2 separate regions of the Homo sapiens genome follow, and region 2 is linked to region 1. The links are chromatin contacts, found by Hi-C in ENCODE. All regions are on one chromosome and are shown on one strand. The core of a region is the stretch at or near the end of the contact, and the rest is flanking DNA. Distances in the headings are between cores, read along the strand shown.

Region 1 (6,650 bases), core at 1,852-4,351:
CCCATCTCGCTAACAGCCCAGCCCCGCCAGTTCAGTCGAAGACTTATTTTTAGTCCCCAAATAGGGGCTGCATTCAATATCTGACAATTCACACAAAACAACATTTTCAAACTTGGTCCGCCTAAGAGACCGTAAATAAAACTCAAAACAAGCTGGCGACTGCCACCTTTTATCTGCTCCGAACACACCAATTCTTTTTATCTTAAAGCTCTGCGGAGCGCCGGGGAAGCAGCCCGGCACCGAGCTAATCTGCCCTCAGCAGCCCCGGGCCGCTCCTCCCGGCATCGGAGCACAACCCCAGCAGCCTTTGCACAAGCCCTTTCCCTTCTCTGCCCGGCCCTTTAAGGGAGAAGGAAGAAAGCAGCTCCCGCGGGAGCGGCCGGGCTCGGGCTGGGTCCCGGGGCGGGTGGCAGCACCGCCCCCTGCCCTGGGCCGAGCCCGGGAGCAGCGGACCGCGGCCCCGGCTGCAGAGGAACGGCGGGTGGCGGGGCCCCGGCAGGGCGCCGAGAAGGACGGAGGGCGCCGGCTGGGCTCAGGGACGCGGGGCGGGGAAGAAACGTGCCGGCGACCGTGCGCTCGGCCGGGTGACTCCCTGGCGAAGTCCGCGCCCGGCGGGGCTGAACTACCCCTCGCCCCCGCTCCCGCCAGGTCAGGCACCACTGCCCTCGCGGCCAGGGTAAAGAGGACCACAGATCAGTCAGCCTTGGATTTCGGATGGGCTTGGAATTCGGTTTGTTTATTCCTGAAAAGATCATTAAAAAGTACTGTCCAAAAACGGGGGGAGGGGGAAGGAAGGGCGACAAGCGGAGGGAGCTGGAGGCAACTCGAGCGGTGTCCCGAAAAAGTTGCGGCGGAGCGGCGGTGGGGTGAGGGTGGGAGGAGGGAGCGCAAGCGTTTTCTAGCGACCCGGGTTTTCTTCATGAACTCCTCCGAGTAAACTTTATCCCGGCGAGAGAGCGGCGGAGATCCTCGACTCCCGCCCGCCCTCAACCAGTGTCAACCCCACAAACAGCCTAAGTTTCCAAACCGAAATGGGGGTGGGGTGGGGGTAGCATTAAGAAGCCCAGAAGCTCAGCGGGTCCTCCCGACCTCCCGCACCCAGAGCCTGGGTGACACTGAAGCGCTCCGAACACTGTGGCGTCTCAGTCACACAGCGAATCAACCCAACACTTTTCAAGAAAACAAAATATTTGCTAGGAAACTTACTTTGCATTTAGTCTCTATTCTTTGGGGGATGCGGTTTAGGTCGGCTCGCAAGGGAAGCCCGTTTTGTCCAGGTTGGATATTGTCTACGTATGGATCAGCCCTTGGATGAGGGTTTATTTTAATTTATGGCTTATGCATTCTTTTAAGGTCGATTTACATGACCTCCGGCTACAACTAAGACAGCCGAGGAGGGCACTCCAGTCGTCAGTCGGCCAAACCCACAATTAAAACAGCCCTCCCCCTAGTCTCGGTGTGACTAGGGCTCTCCCGGGGTAGGCTAGCTGCCTGCCTTTCTCTTTCTCTCTTCTCTCTTTACTTCCCTCTTTTTTCTTTTTTTTTTTTCCTTTATATCTTTCTTTTTTTAGTATCGCGAAATAAGAGGTGGTATCAGTTTTTTAAAAGTTTCAGTGTAACTTTCTCTAAACCCAAGCCTGCGGCGGTAACAAGAGATACAGCGCTCACAAAGCCCTCGGGATGTTGCCCTCTTGTGGGCACGGAGGGCATTACCGCCTAGCGGTCCCATCTGAACCTTCAAAGCCGACACGCATTTGCTTTCACAGAACGAGGAGGGATGACTACACACGCAGCCACAAAAGCTTCCTCTATCACACACTTGAGCGAACTTCAATGAAATACCTACCTCGAACTTCACGGAGACTTACAAATTCATTCTCTAAGCCACCTGACTTCTTTTTCACATCATTCCCAATTATATAGATTAGAATACCAATGCGGGGAGGCGGAGGTGGAGGAGTGAGGTGGGCCGAGAGGGCAGACAGATTTCCGGACGAATACTTAGGATGGCGATAACAGCTTTCTGTTGTCAAAGGTTGCGTTGTGTCCCTGTCCCTGCCCTTTTGCCTTAATGTCCTACGCACAGTTATCTACGGCTACAACATGTGTTTTCTCAGGGTGGATTTTTTGGAGGGGAGGTGAAGGGGAGAAAAACAGACCCCCGCCACGCAGATCTGTCACTCCGGAACAAGGCGCAACTCTCCAAGAGGGGGACGCATCCTCGGGATCAGCGCGTCCACCAGCGAGCGGCGGGCGCCCGGGCCCCTTTCTCTCCCTCCACTCCCCCTCCGCGTCGGCCCCTCGGAGCGCCCTCCTCCCGCTCCTCCTCCTCCTTTCCCCTCCCCAGCCAAGTACGCAAACCCGCCCCGGCCCGGCAGCCGCGGCTCCCGGCCACCCGCGCCCTCTCGGGGCTCCGCTCGCTCGGCTCTCGTCCCTCTGCCTGTCCTGCCCCAGCCCCTCGGTCCCAGCTCACAGAAACTAACCCTGGAGTGCCCGGAAGGGCAGGAGCGGAAGACGCCGGGGGACGGCGGCCCGGCCCTGGGCTCCTGCCCCCTGCCCCCTCCGGCGCCCCAACAGGTAGCTCACAGCGGGCCGCGCGCCCTGGCTCTGCCTCCCTCGCTCTCGAGATCGCTCGCTCCGTCCCGGTTACCTGGGCGGGCTCCAGGATGGTACCGCGCGGGAGGGCTCCTTGTGCGCTGCGCCGCAGGAGTAAATGGCATTAAAGAAAAAGGGAAAGATACAAATAAAAAAAATTAAAAGGAAGGGGAGTCGGTGCTAGGTCAATTGTCACAGTCCGGGGAGCAAGGGAACAGAACCCCCCAGCGCCGCGGCCGGCGTAGCCCGTTAACTCAAGTCTGCGGGGGTGTCCCGCCCCGGGTGGGGGCAGCGCAGAGCGGCAGAAGTTTGCCGCCGGGGTTCCAGGAGGTGCGCGCGGAGCGGGGTGACTAGGGGCTTCACCCTGGAACAAGTGAAGGCGATGGTTAGTGCTGTCAATCTTGGCAATCAGTGTGAGCGGCCATGTCGTAAGTATTCAAAGCATTTCCCGTCGTGCAACATCAGAAAGTGAGTGGCCAGGGCATTGATCTGAGCGAGGGAGAGGAGGCTGGGCTCCCCTCCCAGACAACACAGGCAAGATGAGACAAGAGGCGAGGGAGGCAGCGAGCCAGGCAGAGAAGCTGGGAGGGAGGAGGGCGGGCCGGGGGAAGAAGGAGGGGAGAGCGGGAGGCAAAGGCAAGAGAGAGCCGCAAAGAGAGAGGAGGGCAGAGACATCGGCGAGACCAGAGGTTGGAACTGGGGAAAGCGCCTGGAAAGAGACGGTGAAGCAACTACTAGGGGAGAACTGGAAGGAGACAAAGAAGAGAGAAAGTCGGGGTCAGAGGAGAATGGGGACAAGTACTAGGTGGGGGAGAGGCAGGCTGAGGGGAAAACGACCAAAAGAGCTCTATTGGGGCTAGGGCTGCTGGGAGGAGGAGTCAGGAGAAAGGCAAACTGTAGCGTGGAAAAGGTAGGCAACTCGGGGAGAAAAAAAAGGAGCAAACTGGAGAAAGTGAGGAAGTCAAATGGTAAAGGAAAATGTATGAATGGTAGCTTGTGCTTTGGAAAAGTTAGGTGACAGAAGGAGGCATGGGCTGAATGTTGAGAAGTACTAAGAGATAGAACTGGACCACAAAAGCGAGTCACGAGACAAACGGAGAAGGGGAAGGACAGGCAGGCCAGGGAGAAGACAAGAAGGGTGGATATTAGGATGAACAATAAGAAGGATGAAGGAAAACGAAAAAAAGAAGTAGTCAAAAGAGAGAAAAGAAAGAGATGAAGGAAGCAGAGATGATGAAAACACACCACTTAGTAGGATCTCAGCAAATGGGGGAAGAGAAACATTTTAAACGATGGAGGAGGAGGCGTTGAAAAAAAAAAAAGAAAAAGCAATTCACACAGGAGATTCCTAACATATGTAGGTGGCAGTGTTCTGGAGGCCATATGGATTATATAGTTTATGGATTCAAATTATTATAAATAACAGGACATGTACAAATCACCAAAAAATTATTACACTTTCACGGCAATAAATAAAACAATTCCACAATTGTTATACTGTTATATGGATAAGTCTTCATTGTATGGGATTGAGTGGATGATATATGTATATTACCTCAACTTTGTAGAGGAAAAGATTTGGAGAAACAATTTCAAGAGGGGTGGTTTAAAGGTTGTTGAAGATGAAAACAGTTTCAGTCACCCAGGATGACATATAAAAATGCCTAAGTCAGATGTAGAAAATTATGTTAATAAAAGACCCCCAGACAAAACCTAAATAAAGATTCCCTTTGAGTCATGTGTAGGGTAGATTATAGATTTGAAGGACATAGAATGTCATAAAGAAGTAGACACCTGAAACTTAATCTCAGTGCAAAAAAAGCTGGAGGACCAGGACAGGGAATAATCATGGTCTCAGGTAGTAGAGATGCAGAATATAAAAGATAGATGAGAAAACTAGCTTTGATAGCAGCACAAGGCTAACTAGAGGCAGTATGCACAAGGTGAGGTTGGCCTGCCTTAACCCAGGCCCAAAGAAATAGACTAGATTTGAGAAACTGAGGTCAGTGGAAAGTCAAAACTACATCAAGATAAAAGCTGGGAAAGAGGTTCTGAAGCACCAGCATAACCTGCAGAGATTTGTGAAGGAGAGATCCTTACTGTATAGAAACTCATATGAGATGGCCACTTTGAGACAGTTCATCGAAAGAGACTTTGTGAAAGGACATATGGACCAAAAGAGGAGTCAGGAATGCTGATTGGAGAAATCAGAAAGTTTCATGGCAATCTAAAGTTGCCAACATGGGGAAGACCTCCTACAGATGAAGTGATCAAAGACAAAGGGGAGAAAGTCTCATCTCTATTACATTATCTTTGAAGAAAACGGAGACAGGATGCAAGCACAGAAGATGGAACAAGCTGAGCTGTCGATCATATACTGCCTTTTTAAAATATACTCCATGTTGGTTTCACACAAACTCCAGATAAAAAAAGAGATAAGAGTGAAGATGAGCTCCTAGGATCTGTGGGGCAGAAGAAATAGTCATATGCTCCTGGCCCACTAGGAAATACAATGCTTGAAGACTGGTAGCTTGGGGACTGTGAGTTAAACTGACTTGATGTTTTTGGGAGGAGTTAGTCCCCAGCAAGAAATCTTGTGTCTCCACCAGCCATGGTGACTTTCAGGACTGGAAATTCTGTCTCTAGGGGCCAGAGCCTGGAGGCCAATAAGATGTACACCCTGGTACCTTGCTGGGCAGCTCTTAAAGGCCAGGGCTCCCAGAACTGCCTGCGGGCCCCTTGACCTCTAAGGCCCAAGGGGCAAGCTCAGACTGGTGTTTCTAGCCCAGACAGGAGTCAGATCTCCCCTGTGTGTGTAAGAGTGTCGTTGGGCCTGTTCCAGAGCGTTGCACTCCTCAGCTGTCTGCCCTGGAACTCAACAACAAGGGCCATAAAACCTCTCCAAAGCCTAAAGAGGTCATCATTGAAGGACCTGTCCTAAATGCCTGCAGAGAGGAGACAGGTGTAGATTAAGTCTCAAAGACCAAGTCCTCAGGGAAGAGCCACCTAGAGAGGTGAAACATTAGGGACGGAAAGGCTGGAGCGCGACTGGGTTCCTCCAATTTGCTGCGACAAGTTTGGCTTTCCAAATACTAGCGCGTCCGTCTCTTTAAATCACAGAGCAATCGGGGTTCTGGTGGGCAAGACTGACCCTGCCGACCAGATGCAGGCCGCTAGCGGGAGGCAAGAAGGAAAAGAAGGAGACATTATCAAGATCTCTGGCGTCCACTGAAGGCCCTAATACCCGGCCGCGATGAACCTTCCGAAAAGGAGCCGCAGGAACCCCTTTTAGATTTTATCTAATAAACTGATAGCAAAGTATATTGATAAGGCGGAACCCGGAGCAAGTAACAATATTCATCCCTAAAGGAAGGAAACTAAAATTTGGGGTCTCGATGCCGCACTTCTGGCTGTGTAAGAGTGACACGTGGCCCTGGGGGCGGGGGTGCCATCTAAGGGTTTCCTCTAAAGCCTCGGGCGCTGGCTATACCAATGAAGAGGGAGAGGCGGAGAGCGCAGCAGCCTGCTAAAGTAAAGTGCTGGGCTCTCCACCTACCTGGTGCGCACCGGCCTGCGGGCTCGGAGAAGTTCCCGGAGGAGCAGAGGGCACCCAGGCACGGTGGCCAGATCCAGGAACTCATAAGCTCACATCCCCTGGGGGTTGGAGCCCCACGCGGCGCAAGAACCCCGGGCGCTGAGCTCCGGGGAACCTGGGAGGGAAGGAGGGGCGAGCGGGTGGGGCTGACTTACCTGCCCGCAGCAGTCGCTGCCTCTGTGTTGTCCGAATGTCCCTGCGCACCGCAACCAGCAAAGGCAATTCGGCTTTGCTAACTTTGGCCTCGCACCTCCAGAGAAGAGGCGCGAACTCGCAAAAGGAAAGGCGCGCACGGTTCCTGGAGAGAGGTCCCCCTGAACTTGGGAAGGACAAGGCAATTAATTCTGCTCGAGAAGTTAGTATTTAAAACACCCACGCAAAAATCATAACGGCTATTAAAACCTCGAATTCCCGCTTTGAAAGACTCCTTACACCATCCGGGCGGACAATTCAGACCTAC
Region 2 (6,650 bases), core at 1,349-3,848, 3.6 Mb after region 1:
TTAAGCGAAAGAAAAAAACAAAACAAAAAGAAACAGAGACTCTAATGAAGCGTGAATGGTAATTGTGTAGTAATGAACTAACAGAAAAAGACTGAGGACAAGCAGCGAAAGCCATATATTACTGGGACAAAAGAGATTTACACTTTCAAACTAAACACAACTGCAGGCCAAGACCATTGGGAGAATACTGATGGCAGAAGCTTCTCTTCCCCGAATCGTTTTCATTAAATGGACATGAAAAGCTATTTATAAAGCTCGGGTTGTTTTTGTTAGAGCATTGAGATGAGGGAGAAAGGGAGCAAATTCCATTATTAGCAGCAGTGTGAATGGTGGTGGTGGTGGTGGTGGTGGTGGTGGTGGTGGTGCTGGGGGGTGGGGGGAGGGCGAATTATCTCTCCCCTTTAAAAAATCAATTGCTTGTTTCTTTTGCTGATATTTGGGAGTGCTGTCGTGATTTTACCCATCCCCCGCAGGCCATACCCAGTTTTTCTTCTCTGTATAGGGACTCTCCTGCCTCCTTTTTAGTTTTGACCAGTGGCAGAGTTTTTGAGCCATAGTTTGAATCATCAGTGAGGTTACAGGAAGAAAACCTGGTGGAAGCTGCCTAAGGTGTTGCTGTTTTAGGCTGGGACACAATTATGGGCTTTCTTCTAACTGCTTCTTATTTTGCAAGATCAACGGTATTTTATAATACAGGGTGGGAAAGGAGTATGAGAAGGGGTTTGGAAATCAGGCTGGAAATAGGTTGGGATTGGGGGAGGATCTAATCCCCCTCCCCCTGGGCGACCCTAGGCATCCCACACAAGAGGGCACCCCATGTGGTCTTGTGAAAAGCCCGAAGCCCTGAATGAGTCTTAAAGAGAAATTAGCCCCGGCTGGTAGGTGTCTCTCGGCGGCGTGGAGGGACTAGGGCCGGTCTGTGTGTGGCTGCCCGGAGGAGCTGACCAATTGGTCATGGTGCTGAAACCTTTGTGGGGAATCGTGGCCAAGTGCACTGACTCTGTGGGAAAACGGCGGCGTGAAGGGATGCCAACAGCTCCTCGCCGGGAAGGGAACCGCCTCAAATTGGGACCATGACAATTCCTGCTAATTTGTAGAGCAGGGAATTGGTGCAAAGTGTCAAGCAGTCACTGCTTGTGCTCAATAGGGCATCAAATTGGCGCGACGGATTCATGAATGTTATACGCCTCGCAACCTCTGAACCAGAGCATAACCCCGAGGGGTGGACGGAGAAATACGGCTTCGGAGCAGGGAGCGATGGGCCGGGGCTGGGGCGCCGCCCTGCCTCGCGCAAAGAAGGGGGACGAGACCTACCTGGGAAATAAGAAGATCTGATGAAAGGCTGAAAAGACCCTTCGAAGTAGGGAAAGGCGAAGGTCTTGGGAGGGACGCTCTGGAGCAAGGCTGGGGATGTTTCTGGTGGGCGATGGAGGGGGGACAGAAGGAGAGAGGGAGACAGAAAGAATCTGATTACGTACTTGCCTATTGTATAGCACACTGAACACACGATATAATTAGCCCTTCATCTGGTTTCAAAGACATCTTTCTTATACGTTGACAGGGTAAAATAAATCTTCCCAACATTGTCTTATCTGTAAAACTCTTTTCTTTCTCCCCAACGTAATTCTCTGCGCCGTCCCACTCTACCCCAATCTCCATCCTAGGCACTAACGAGATAGGACTGAGTGGGGAGGAAAGAAATTGCAGATTTATAATATTTGCTAATCCAATAAATATATCATATTGAGTTTAAAAAAAAAAACTGTCTCCTAGAAGCTCGAAGGCAGAAACGCAGACGTCCAGGAGCGTGCGCTCAGCGTTACTGCACCAGATGACTGCGCACAGTCTCCGACTGCGTGTGCTCAAGTTCACTCCGAGGATGGGGCGAGCCTGGAGGCTTTTCTTCCCCGGAATTGACTGGACTATTCTCACATTGCCTGACGTAGGGTCTCAGAGTTCGTGCGTATTGTGTGTGCACCGATGTGTGTGTGGGGGCCCGCTCGCTAGAGGAAACTGAGGCCAGGATGACTCCGCGCATGCCTAGTACCTGAATGGGCCCTTAGGGTTCTGACCTCGCTTACCTGTTCTGGGCCCCGAGGAGAGGATGGCGTTCACTCCAAACTTCAGAAACGTCGTCTCGCTGGCAGGGGAGAAGGCAGTCGGCGGAGAGCCGCCCCGTCGGCTGCCGGGACCCGGGGAGCCCAGGTCCGAGGCCCCCGTGTCGGTGAGGGCCGTGGGGGCCCCCTGCCTGGGCGGCGACATGCTGGCGGTGGGCACGCTGCGGGGCAGGTAGGCGGGGGGTCGGCTGATGCGGATCAGATCCTCCACCAGGAAGCTGGAGTGGCCGGAAAATGCCGACTGCAAGGACTGGGGCAGCGTCAAGGTGGGCGTGGGCCGCAGGAGGCTAGGGTACCCGGCGGGGGGCGCGAGGAGGCCGGGGAACATCATGGTAGGCGCGGGCGGGCGAAATAACCCTTCTTTCAGTGGCCGGAGGGTAAACGCCTCGCTTCCCGCCCCTCCCGCCCCCACAGTGTCCTCTCTCTTGGGCTTAGCAAACGTCTCCAAGTAACAATCCCACTTGGGCGTCTGCGAGTCCTCCGTGGTCCTCTCGTCGAGGTGATGGTTTTATAGTGGCCCGCCCGCTAAAGCACTTTGAAAAGTGACAGCTCTGACAATGAAGTTCAACAAAGTTCTCCACTCGAGCTTCATTCGCCGGAGGCTCTGGACTCTCTGATTGGCGCAGGGGTGCAATTTATGATTGGATTAGTCTTCATAAGCATGGCCCGCACAATGGGCCGGCAACAAAGGCCCGCGCGCATCAATTTTGCATATCGACCGCCTCTTTGCAATACAGTGCGCCCCCAAAGCTCTCGCCAAAGGTTTTTGTTCCGAAGCAACACCCGGGCTAATTAAATGCCTATTTAGAAGTTTCAGATGACATCTTGCCTCATAGAAAAGGAATTATTTAAAGAACCCACTAAATTTATTTGCAGCTCCCCTGCTAAGCCTGGAAAATAAATCAATAAATATTCATAGAAATACATCTTCAGGCTATCAGCAAAGTTGCCCTCCCTCTTGTGGGGGTAGGGCAATGAAAAGTTTCAAGTCAGTGGACATGAAAATATACTCCCTTTCCGGTCTCTAGCCCTATCCGTTACTCCAGCTGAAGCATAAAGCAAATGTAGGGGTGAGTGAAATCAGTGTTAGAAGTCCCATTCTGACGACTCAGGGAAACTTGGAAACGGATGCTTTGGGGCCACTGGATGTGTGTCCGTAAGAGTGGGGAGAGGTCTGGAGTTATTTCATTTCGGGAGACTGGTTGAGTTTGAGCGTTGGTGGATACCTGAAAAGTAAAACGAGTCTCCTTCAAATTCCCAGCAACTTGGAAAACGATTTTCTCTAGGAGTTTCTGCAAGGGGCTGTCCGCACCTCACCTTGCGGGAGGAGCGGAGGAGAGCGGCGCTGGGCTGCCGAGCGGCAGGATTCCGCTTGCAAAGAGCTTAGGCTGACCGGAAACTGCCTCGGGCAAGGGTATCCAAAGGCTGTGAGTGCTATGCTGGCCGTTCTCCAAACACAGGGAGCTCTCGGCAGTTTAAGTTGAAACTCACAGCCCTGACATTTTAAGCCATAGCAGCGAAGGTCCAGACGTCGTCTGGAGAGAACCCTACCACTTGCGGGGCCCTTAACTTGGCCCAAGGTTTGGCAGCTTCTTAATTAACTACAACGCACAAACGCGTGAAAACCAGAGGGAAGGGATGCGGTTCCCAAGAATGTTGGTCCACTCCGGGAAAGCCTCCCCTGAATGTGGGGCTTCAAAGGAGAATCTTCCTGGAGACAGTCCCTTCGCTTTCCTCTGGTTGGGGCTGAGGTGGTACTAAGACTCGATTCCCCCCATTTCTCTGTTCGGCGAGATAACAGATGTGTTAAATGTCCCATTCATCTCTTTAGTGTGGCTGAACCTCCCCAAAGAGAAGTGTGCAGCCCCGCCAGGCCGCCCTGATCCTATTAACCATGAACTAACTGTCACCTTCAGCTGGTTTTCCTTTTTGCTTTTTAACACAAAGCTTTCTCAAAAATCTTATTAACCAGCTTTATTTCTCTCGATGGTTTTGTTCGGGGTGTTTTGTGTTGATGATCTCCATGTCGCTGCTTTAACCATTCAATAAAAGTGCATCTGCGATTTATATCACATTAAACCAGAAACGGAGCCGGCTAAAACTCTCCCTTGATTCAAATTAAAAAGTTATTTAGGGCCCAGCTCCAGAGGCGAATTAATGCTAGAAGATGACGTAAGTGCGGAGTTTCTGAGCCCAAGACCGCTCATGCTCATGGGCAGCGGGAGAAAACCAATCAGGAAAGAAACAACTTTTAAATAAGGGGCTATTTAAATATGGGAAGCGCCTTGCTGGAGTTAATTGGAGTCCCCTGGAAACGGAAGAAGGAGATCTGTCGAAGAACGTCAAAAGTTCCTTTTTGAAGTTTGCAATAAAATAGGTGAGAAAAGCATAAGCTATCTGAACACCTGCACTTTAACCTTGCCATGAGACAGTTTCCCATTGCAATAAGACTGGCTCTCTCCCTTCCTCTCCCTTACTTTTTTCCTCAGGCCCACCTCCCTCCTTCTCCCACTCCCTTTCCCTCTGCCCCCCACCCCTTTTTCTCCCCGAGTCTTAAGGACTTGGGCAATTGCCAGTTCCCAGAAGGACGCGCCGGGGGCTTCAGGATGTTTGATTCCCTACCGGTGAAGCGCTTGTCCAAGTCTTCCGGATGATCAGAATAGAGTCTATATTTGCCAAAATCAACTTGGATTTTGTTTTTTTTTGGAGGGGGGAACGGTAAGAACTTGAAGCCAGCGTGAGCCCTTCCCAGCTCCTCCTTCCCTGTTGGGGCATTTGCCGGGGTGTAGTTTTCACCGTTTCCTGTCCGTCGACAGGCTTCATGCCACCCCTAGCCCCCACCCCAAGCCCCAGCCATTCTGCCTCACTATAGACTAACTGCTACTAACTTCTCGGCTTTTAAAAGTCTACCCTGCCATTTTTTGGAGGGTGGATCAACCCCTTGCTGCGATCCACGTGGACCCTGCTTCCTGGGGTCGGTCTCCACAGCCTCCTAAAGAATTCCTAAAGCGCCAAAGAGGAAAAGTGAGGGCGGGGGCGAGGGGGCGAGGGCTGGCCGCCCGTGAAAGGAAAAATAAATCCTAAGGAAGCAAGAAATCGGACGAAAGGATCTTACTTTAAGTGATCTCCTTGAACGCGTCTTTTCAAACTCCGCGATAGCCCAAGGAGCTGCGCGGCGCGGCGGCTGCGGCTAAGACCTGTGACTAATGCCATTTGACCTGAGCCCATGGGGTTTTGTGCGTCCTGCCATTCACTGTTATGTCGTTATCTTCAAGTTTATTTCGGAGAAATCACTCGCGTTCTTTGTCTCAAGGCTGAGCTTTCTGTCTATTTCTCTTTCAAGAGAAAAGAAGACGGGAGGGGAAAAGAGAGAATCGGAGTCCCTGGTTTGGGGTTTAAGGTCCTTGCCTACGCTGCGGGGGAGGCCGCAGCAGATCCGGCTGGGGCTCCCCGGGCCTAGGTGGCCAAAGCTGCCGAAACCTGCCTTGGATAGTAGAAAGAGCGTGTCGGAACGCACTCTGGGGGTTTCGTTCCCCCCGCGCAGGGGAGAGCGAGCATGTTCCTGCCCCGGGCGCCGTGCGGTCGCAGCAGCAGCGCGGCCCTCTCCAGTGCGAGCCGTGCCTGGAATGTCTCGGGTAAGCGAAGGGCCAGCAAGCGAGGCGAAACGGACACTATAAAGCAGAGAGTGGTGTGAGCTTCCCCGCCCTCTGAAAAGATGGCAAGTCTCCGTTTCGGGAAGGCTGCAACGCTAAGGTCACCCTTTGCAGGCTTCGGACCCCCAGTCCTCCATGCTCCCTGCCGGAGCAGCCAACAGAGTGAGAGCGCATTTTGGAAAGATTGGCCGGATGCCGGGCGGCGACAGGGAAAAGCGCCCGACGCCTGGCTTTGGGGTGGGGGGTGTGGGGAGGGGGGGCAGGGAGCTAACGGGCGAGGCGAAGGAGGAGGGCTGCGAGGCTCGGACTGAAAGAGCTTTCCTACCGCCCCAGCCCCTCTTCGCAAGCCTCTCTTTTAAGACAGCTCTAAGGGGTTCACCTTCAGAATAGGCCACTAGGAGCTACCGCTGCCCCAGCTCTTTCTAGTGTCTCCCCCCTCACCCCCCATCCCTTTCACACTCACTCCCCTCTTTTTCCTTGAAAATCCTTCTATTGTGCCAATCAAGCAGATGGTTTGCAGGAAATATAGCTTGGCCTCGCTGACCGAAACAAATTTTAACTAGCTTTCCAAGCCCGAAACGTTTGTTTTGCTCTTACAAAATAGCCCCCAAAACAGCTGGCAAGGGTGAATTAAACCCATTAAAGACACATTTATAAGAAATTATATTCACATAGATTGCCCGAACCCCCTTGTGCTGCCTAAGAGAGGAGATGAGCGCATTTAAATGAAAATGTCACCGGACGCTCCCCTCCTTAACGTAGCCTGAAAGTCTCAAAACATTTTACTAAATAGATTAACTTGACTATTGTCTTGCATCACATTTATCAGCTTCATTAAGTGAATAGCTGAACAAATATATTACGCATGCATGAAAAGCTC

The links. Hi-C counts contacts between places; a loop is a spot of excess contacts on that map. Pooled maps may share reads with other maps.
Region 2: a pooled map shows a loop between it and region 1 (38-fold over the local background). The contact joins the promoter of DBX1 here to the enhancer-like site in region 1. A Hi-C loop is called at or near these places in 7 of 37 single-sample maps with no recorded cell type and 10 of 50 pooled maps.

The regions. Positions count from the first base shown.
Region 1 is chr11:16,604,695-16,611,344 of GRCh38, forward strand. It overlaps a transcript of SOX6 not described here. Among named protein-coding and RNA genes, the nearest start is that of C11orf58, 130 kb to the right of the region's middle. RefSeq lists enhancers at 2,428-2,929, 2,930-3,429. Within about 2 kb of position 3,102, at least 26 of the 41 ENCODE cell types and tissues checked have a DNase peak (open chromatin) inside an H3K27ac peak, as active enhancers do.
Region 2 is chr11:20,157,877-20,164,526 of GRCh38, forward strand. DBX1 (developing brain homeobox 1) reads right to left here and starts at 2,599. Exons shown (of 4, transcript NM_001029865.4): 1 at 2,082-2,599; 2 at 1,315-1,416. The coding sequence starts at 2,448. RefSeq lists enhancers at 2,979-3,480, 3,481-3,980, 5,105-5,606.